Regions from separate parts of the Mus musculus genome. Here all the other regions are linked to region 1. The links are chromatin loops, found by intact Hi-C in ENCODE. Cell type or tissue: left cerebral cortex. All regions are shown on one strand. Region 1 has its middle 5.5 kb from the start of Sema3e. Region 2 overlaps Sema3e (sema domain, immunoglobulin domain (Ig), short basic domain, secreted, (semaphorin) 3E). Region 3 overlaps Sema3e (sema domain, immunoglobulin domain (Ig), short basic domain, secreted, (semaphorin) 3E).

The links. Hi-C counts contacts between places; a loop is a spot of excess contacts. Peaks named below come from ENCODE experiments on the same cell type or tissue, not always from the same donor. Only the 100,000 strongest peaks of a DNase experiment are listed, where the experiment ranks them.
Region 2: it touches region 1 in a loop (2.6-fold over the local background); 5 of 42 quality-filtered maps call a loop at or near these places.
Region 3: it touches region 1 in a loop (2.1-fold over the local background); 5 of 42 quality-filtered maps call a loop at or near these places.

The regions. Positions count from the first base shown.
Region 1 is chr5:14,018,571-14,021,070 of GRCm38, forward strand. No RefSeq gene overlaps it. Among named protein-coding and RNA genes, the nearest start is that of Sema3e, 5.5 kb to the right of the region's middle. In left cerebral cortex, no CTCF peak of the experiment used is centred here; a DNase peak (open chromatin) is centred at 1,041.
Region 2 is chr5:14,223,784-14,226,283 of GRCm38, forward strand. Sema3e (sema domain, immunoglobulin domain (Ig), short basic domain, secreted, (semaphorin) 3E) reads left to right here. Exons shown (of 17, transcript NM_011348.2): 6 at 504-623; 7 at 1,770-1,912. Among named protein-coding and RNA genes, the nearest start is that of Sema3e, 200 kb to the left of the region's middle. In left cerebral cortex, a CTCF peak has its summit at 954 (motif pointing left); no DNase peak of the experiment used is centred here.
Region 3 is chr5:14,217,613-14,220,112 of GRCm38, forward strand. The region is part of intron 5 of Sema3e (sema domain, immunoglobulin domain (Ig), short basic domain, secreted, (semaphorin) 3E); the gene reads left to right. Among named protein-coding and RNA genes, the nearest start is that of Sema3e, 190 kb to the left of the region's middle. In left cerebral cortex, a CTCF peak has its summit at 1,285 (motif pointing left); a DNase peak (open chromatin) is centred at 1,271.

The DNA.
Region 1 (2,500 bases):
AAAAGTATGACTGATCTCAAAGTCTACTTATGAGATTACAGACACAAAGTGTTAGACATACCCATTGCTATAGTTTATGGCATTTATCATTGGTTTCATCATCTATTTTTAAGCAGACAAAAGACTTTTAAGTGTTTTGGTTAGCGAGTTTAGTAATAACATTGTTTGAAATTGTTGAAATTTTCCCCATAAAATATCATAAATATCTGTAAATCTTTATACATGATTTATTATCTTTAAACCCTTTTTTGGAGATGTCTTTCCTTGTAATTCAATGACACATATGTATATCTGTGTGTCCATACAGTACATGGATATGTTTATGAAAACACAATAACCATTATTACCTCATGATTCTTCATAAAACTTTCATTTTCTTAGTTACTTTAGAATGTATTCTTTAATAGTTTTCTCTGCCATATTTATCTCCAGTAATTGCTAAGTCAAGATGACTAGTTAAAACACGCCTGCCTAAAATGGTCAATTTTCTACCTTCTGACTCAGCCAGGGATGGAGGATATAGCTGGTGATGTCACTCCTAGATGATGATTGGTGAGGATCTTAGCAAGCACCTAGAGAACTTTTTGTTTCAAAACATCACAGTGGCAGTGTTATTACCATGTCTTAAGGGTAAGTCACAGAAGTGGGAGGACTTGGAAGAACTGTGATGACATTTTGCCTCAGTCGTATTCTCTGAAGAATGAGGATCCTGGTTGGAATTGAGACTCTGGAATCAAGGTTTAAGATGGGAGTTGTTCTTTCATAGAGAGCTTCACCACAGACAAGCTATTGGCATCCCTGCCCTATGTATGAGAGCCTTGTTATGTGTAAGAGCCTTGCAAAAGGCTGCTCTCAGAGTACAATCAGATTCCACACAAATGTCCCTCAAGTGGTGGCTAGTATGTAGAAAACAGCACAGCAGCGGTCCTCATTACTTTTACTCTGTGACATTGAACTCAATGCCATGCACTGAGGATGTTGGCAAAGCTCTGGGAGCCTCTCAGCAGAGACAGCGACAAAGCGGGAAAGGCCACAAACAGATGCCACAGCATGCATGGAAGACACTGTATTCTTTCAAAGTTGCTGTGTAGCTTTTAAATGTGGAGCTCTGTCATTTAAAAATAATTCTCTGTGATCCATACAGAAACGGAAATAAAACCTGTGTCTAAAAATTAAAGGCTTTTCAGAATGAGTCACACCCATAGTAATTTCATTTTGCCAAAGTGGGGGGCACAAGTAAATATTGTTCTTAGATTAAAAGCCATTAAAGACTTGTTTTACATTATAAAATACCTCACAGAAGATGAAAACACAGTTTAAGTCATAAGCAAAGAATTTGAAATTTTTATAAAGGATTTTTTTTTTTTATCCAATTTCCCACTCCTCTTCCTAGTTCTCATTTTCCTCCTCTCCCTCCTCCTTCTCATTCTCCTCCTGGAATGGTTAGACTCAATAAAGGCTTCTTTACTGACTTTTCCTTCCCTTCCCTTCCCTTCCCTTCCCTTCCCTTCCCTTCCCTTCCCTTCCCTTCCCTTCCCTTCCCTTCCCTTCCCTTCCCTTTTCTTTTCTTTTCTTTTCTTTTCTTTTCTTTTCTTTTCTTTTCTTTTCTTTTCCAAGACAGGGTTTCTCTGTATAGCCCTGGCTGTCCTGGAACTCACTTTGTAGACCAGGCTGTCCTCAAACTCAGAAATCCACCTGCCTCTGCCTCCCGAGTGCTGGGATTAAAGGCATGCGCTACCACCGTCCGGCTCTGATTTTTCATCTAAATTCGGACATTAGAATGATACCAGTCAACAGGTGAGTAGATTGGGCCCTGAGTGGTACTAATTGGTGTCTTGTCTTTCTGTCTACCACCAACAGAAGCATACAGTGGAGAAGAATTCAGGTGTCTATTTGTCCTCTACGTTTAAAGTGACAGAATGGGAGAGATAGGTAATACAGTTGTACATCTTGTGAGACAAGGCAGCGTCAATGACAGGCCAATAAAAGAATCAACAGATTTGGTCTGTAAAGCTTAGCCTCAGCGGTTGGGAGCAGCAGCTGCGGCGTTGATGGGACACTTGAGATGCTCTGCACTGGAGATCCTTGGCATAGCAGGCTAGCACAAGTAGAAGGATTACTGAAGGCAAAATTCCATGGCTACCATAAAGAAATTTTATCTCTAGTTTTGAAAAGGCTCAATACCATTGCTATTGGGATACTATGGTCTATTAATAGCTTTAATCATGACGTTCCTGAGATGTGGTTGCATGTTGTTCATAGATAAATAGTGTTTATGACACTTCTCAATAGTGTTTATGTATTTCTGAATACAGTACTCAACAGGAAAAGCTGAAGACACATCCCACCATACTAATAGAGACTCCAGAAATCAATTAATTCCTTATTTAGCCTCTAAGTGTCCATACCATTCTCTGGCTTTACTAGTGACATCTGCTGACGTCAGTAACAGACAGCAAAGGGAGATGATGGCTTTCTGATGAATTGCCTGCAAGCATGA
Region 2 (2,500 bases), 210 kb after region 1:
TCTGACTCAGCTACAAACTCACCGTATTGGATGATTGTAGATACTGCTTCGACAGACTTCGTACTTATCGTATTAAAATCCTTGTAAACTCATATTAAATCCTCAGATTTGGTATAAGAAGCACTCGAATTAACTGAATCACACGTCATCCCCATACAACGATCACAATAAAACAGTTGGTATCGAGGTTGAAAAAGTTAGCCAAAATAAGAATAGCGGAGACAGCGTCACCAAATAGGTGTCAGCATTCACCAGTGTCCCCCAGCGCTTTTCTCTTAACACTGAGTGCTGCGTTTTCAGTTCAGAAAGAAATGGCTCCCAGGATACACAGCGAAGAGGCCAGCGCCTCTCTGTGGTGGTTTCATTCCTGCCCTGAGCGATACTGTTGACAACCTCAAGTTGAATATGTGTTAAACCGGCATGTTTGTCCTGACAGTGGCTTCTGCCCAGCCTCGGATTGGGGGACGGACACTGACTTGTCTTCCTCTGGGTCGCCTTTGCAGGGAATGAGCTGTTTGCTGGACTCTACAGTGACTATTGGGGCAGAGACTCGGCGATCTTCCGCAGCATGGGGAAGTTAGGCCATATTCGCACTGAGCATGACGATGAGCGGCTCCTGAAAGGTAGAAGTGAAGAAACAATGGAAAACGAGTCTACGGTCCATGACTGAGTCTGTGATTTTGATAATAAAAAATGTTAACTCAAAATAGCCATTATAGCTATCATATTCTCGAGTCCAAAATACATATGTTGTTTATCACTTTATATATAAAATACCCTAATATGCAGTAAGTTTATTTATAGCAATGCTTAGATATCAAGAGTTAAATAAAAAGAACAAGCTGAATATATGAAAAGTAGAGGCTCATTTAATAGCTTCTGCCTGTCGCATTAATGGGCATCAATGCGACCCTGATGGCGCCCCCTGCTGCTTTAATAGGATCATGCTGCACTTTGGAGATAAAACTTCAGGAGTATCACTTGCATCCCCTAACCAGATTCCAGAAATGTAAAATATATATATACATATGCATACATGCACACACATATATAAGCTTACGTGTAAACTTACACATATATAAACATATAAATGTTACATCTACGTTCACATATATGTGAATTTTATATTTTGTCACATACTGGTGTATCTAGGAGTGAAGGTACCAGGTTATATTGGGCATATTCATAATTTCCACAAGTCCATGATTGAGTTTCAGCACGCATATATATTATCATTCAAATGCTCAGGATCATATCAATCAAAGCCACCTACTCAGGTTCTGTAGACTATAAAGACAAAATCTTAAATTTCTCACTTTAAAAATAAATGATCTTCCATGGAGCTCATTGATAAGCTATGTATAAATTAAAAACAAATAACAAGCTACTTTTAAATTTTTAATATGGAGCTTACATGTCCATTTACCTTATATAGATTGAGAAGAAATTCATAGATTGTTTTAATAATGCTTTCTGCTTTTCTTCACTAAATATATTTTGTTTGCAACATACACTATAATGTTTTCTGAAACCCTGACTCTTACGGTTTCTATTTAAATTGCATTTTAAAATGTCTATTGATTTGCACATAAACAAGAATAATGATCTATGTTTCAATAATCATCGAAAATTTGAAGAACGTTTGTATTTTCTCACAAGTGGATGACACTTTGACAATCAGTTGATAAATAATTTATGGGGGGTGACTTTTTCATTGTACCATTACATGTATAATTTTTTAACACTTTCATGTTTGTTTTTTTCTGAAGAACCAAAATTTGTAGGTTCATATATGATTCCTGATAACGAAGACCGAGATGACAACAAAATGTACTTTTTCTTTACTGAGAAGGCGCTGGAGGCGGAGAACAACGCCCACACGATCTACACCCGAGTGGGGCGGCTGTGCGTGGTGAGGCTGGCGCGACCATGGCGTTATGCTTTATTTCCTCAGTTTACCTCCCTCACCTCCCTCTGTATAGCCAGGCCTCTGTTATATTGTTTTACATTGTTTTACCATTTCGTTGGTTCTTTTGAGAGTTCCATACAGCATGCTTTGATTATATTTGTGTCCCGTCCCTCAACTTTTCCACGGTCCACAGCCCTTCCTTACACACACAGCTCTGTGTCCTCTTATAGTCTTCAACTAGAAATACATAACATCTTTGTTTGTTTGTTTGGTCGGTTGGTTGGTTTTTTGAGACAGGGTTTCTGTCTCAAAAAGTATTGAGAGTGTTTGAATGAAAGCACTGCACTGAGGGGTTGAAGACATAGGTTAGCAGTTAAGAGTACTTGCTGCATTTGCGAAGACCTCAATTTACTTCCTAGCACCCACGCCCAACAGTTCGTTACCACCTGTGCGACTCCAAGTCTGTGGCTCCAGTGACCTCTCTTGGCTGGAGCACCGCCTCATATACGGTGAAACTCAACCTAAACAACCTTTGTTTTAAAAAGTACTGCATTGATAAGACAACGCAAGGGAGAAGTGGGAAGGCAGTAT
Region 3 (2,500 bases), 200 kb after region 1:
GTTAATTCATTAAGGTGTTCATCGGTATCTCAGAGTACAATCTCAAGTACACAAAGAGCCAGTTGAAACACAGCAAGATGATTGGTATGTTAGCTATAAGCCTGGGGCTCAAGGTGGAACCAAGCGATCGAGAAAGGATCTGTGGAGGAATTGAACAGTAGCCATATAAATGGTAGCACAGAGAGTAGAGGGAGACCCCGTGGTTTCCACAAGTAACCAGTACGTTAAGACAATAAACAGTTTTCTCAGGGTCAAACTGGAGATTTAGAGCTGGACATTTAGCTTGATTCCAGTGCAAAGTTATATCCATCACAGTGCTACCTATGTGTAGTGATTAGAATTGAGTATAATAAGTTATATCCTCCTGTCAAAATGTCCTGAAAACACGTCTTTTGTTCTTGTATAATGAGTTAGCGACCTAATATTAATATAACATCACTTACCATTCAAATATAGTTCTATAACAACTAAAATTCATTTGGCATAAAAATCTACTTGTTTTTATTCAAAAACATCAAAATAGATTGGACATAAGTTAAAACTTTGTCTAAGAGGACATAGAAATCTAAAGCCTTGGATATTTAAGCTCTTACTGTTGAAACACTAAAGGATATTTTACTCCACATATGAATCTACTTCCTTTTTTAAATAAGGAAAATAACATTAACCTAGATGTCATTTGTTTCATTCTAGAAATTACAAAATATTGACTTGACATTTTAATGACACCAAATATTTATAATTTTAAGAAGTATTTTTAAAATGTATTTACTCTCTTTAAGTGCTGTTTTCTTTAATATAATATAGAATAGCTTCTCTCATTTAAGTAATTATTTATTAATCATACCTAAAGCTTAATTCTAATTTATTTATAATTCTTGGTATTGTATTATCTTCTTTCAAGGTTTTGATGAATGAAGGCAAGGAATGGTTTGCCAAACACAGTACCCACTATTATAGCTTGATTTGGTTTTTGTTCTTGTTTTTTTTCACAATGATAATAAAACATGAAAGCAGAAACGTTTTCTCCTGAGGATCAGCTAACATGCCAACCCAAACACATTTGGTTGTTTCCATAGCTTACGGTGCGTAGCACCTGGCTAGCTCCTTTGAAATTTAAATTTAAAAAGTTTATATTTAGTTATTTGAATTTTCATGAAGTATTTTCTTTCATCTAACTACAAAAAGAGAAATTGGGTAAAAATGAAAATATCTCATCTTGGAGGATACAACCTGCCTAGATAATACATTATTTGCTATCATAGGGCTGCCATCTACTGGCTGATATGGTTATTGTTTGGCCTTGATCAAGACAAGCAGAACTTTGAAACTGAAGGAAAGGAAAATAATCGTTATATTTTAAAGACCTGGTCTTCATAGAAATACATCTATATTTTAATGTAGATTCTATCGCTTTTTATCTTATTTCCTTATTACCACACTTCTCACTTTGTATATGGTGATACTTGACACGAACACAGCAGACCTCTCTCCTTATTGAAACTTGCTTTCTTGAGAAGTTGAATATAGACCCAAGGGCGAGAGGAGCGAACTGGGCACTTGACACTTTTCACTCTGAATTGCTGACTGTGAACATTCTGCTCATTTGTTTTCCCATTTCTTGTTTGTTTTATGAAAATTATACCCTCAAGTGAAGTCCTGTGAGCCCATCCTTCATTCATGGTGTGTGTGTTGGAAGCTCATATCCAAGCTGTCGAGAGTTCAGAGATGCACAGTACCACTGTCATGCTCAGAGATTTTATTTTACAGGCATCCTCAGGGTTCTGTAACTCTGATGATCTTTCTTTTCTGCAGTGTTCCCTGATCCTTTGTAGATGTCGCATGTTGGGATTGATACTTCAGAGTCACTAAGTCTGTCCTTTGATCAGTTATGCATTTCTATAAGAGCCTCTATTCATGGCCAAAAGACATTTGTTTGATAACCAGATAATCAGAGCTTCTCTGATCTGTGGCAATTAAGATAGGTATTTAGAAACAGTTGGATACAGGGTTAATTTAGCAAAATGGTGATAGTATTTCTTCTCTAAGGCCTGTGATCTCTCTATCCATGGGTTCTTGCCTAGGTTTTCAGTTACAGGCATGAGTTGTCTCCAACTGAGAAGGTCTCAAGTCTAATGAGACAGCTGTTAGCTATCCCTAAGATATTAGTGTTAGTATTGCCTTCTTGGCGTATCTTGTTGGGCTGATCATTACTGTAGTTTATAGGATTAACTATAGCGTTGATGGCTATAAGGGAGAGAGATCCCGTTTTCTGCAGGGTCTCCTGATTTCCTGTGCTCAACAGGTCAACACTACCTATATTTCTGAACACATGATCCACAGTAAATGTGGTCTGAAGAAGACAGACACACAAAAGCACACACACACATGAGTACATGTGTTTATAACAACAAATAGTTACAAAAGAAAATAGCATAAATTTGAGAGATGGATGTAGGGGAAGTGTAAGATAAGTTAAAAGTGGGAGAGTTTTATAGAA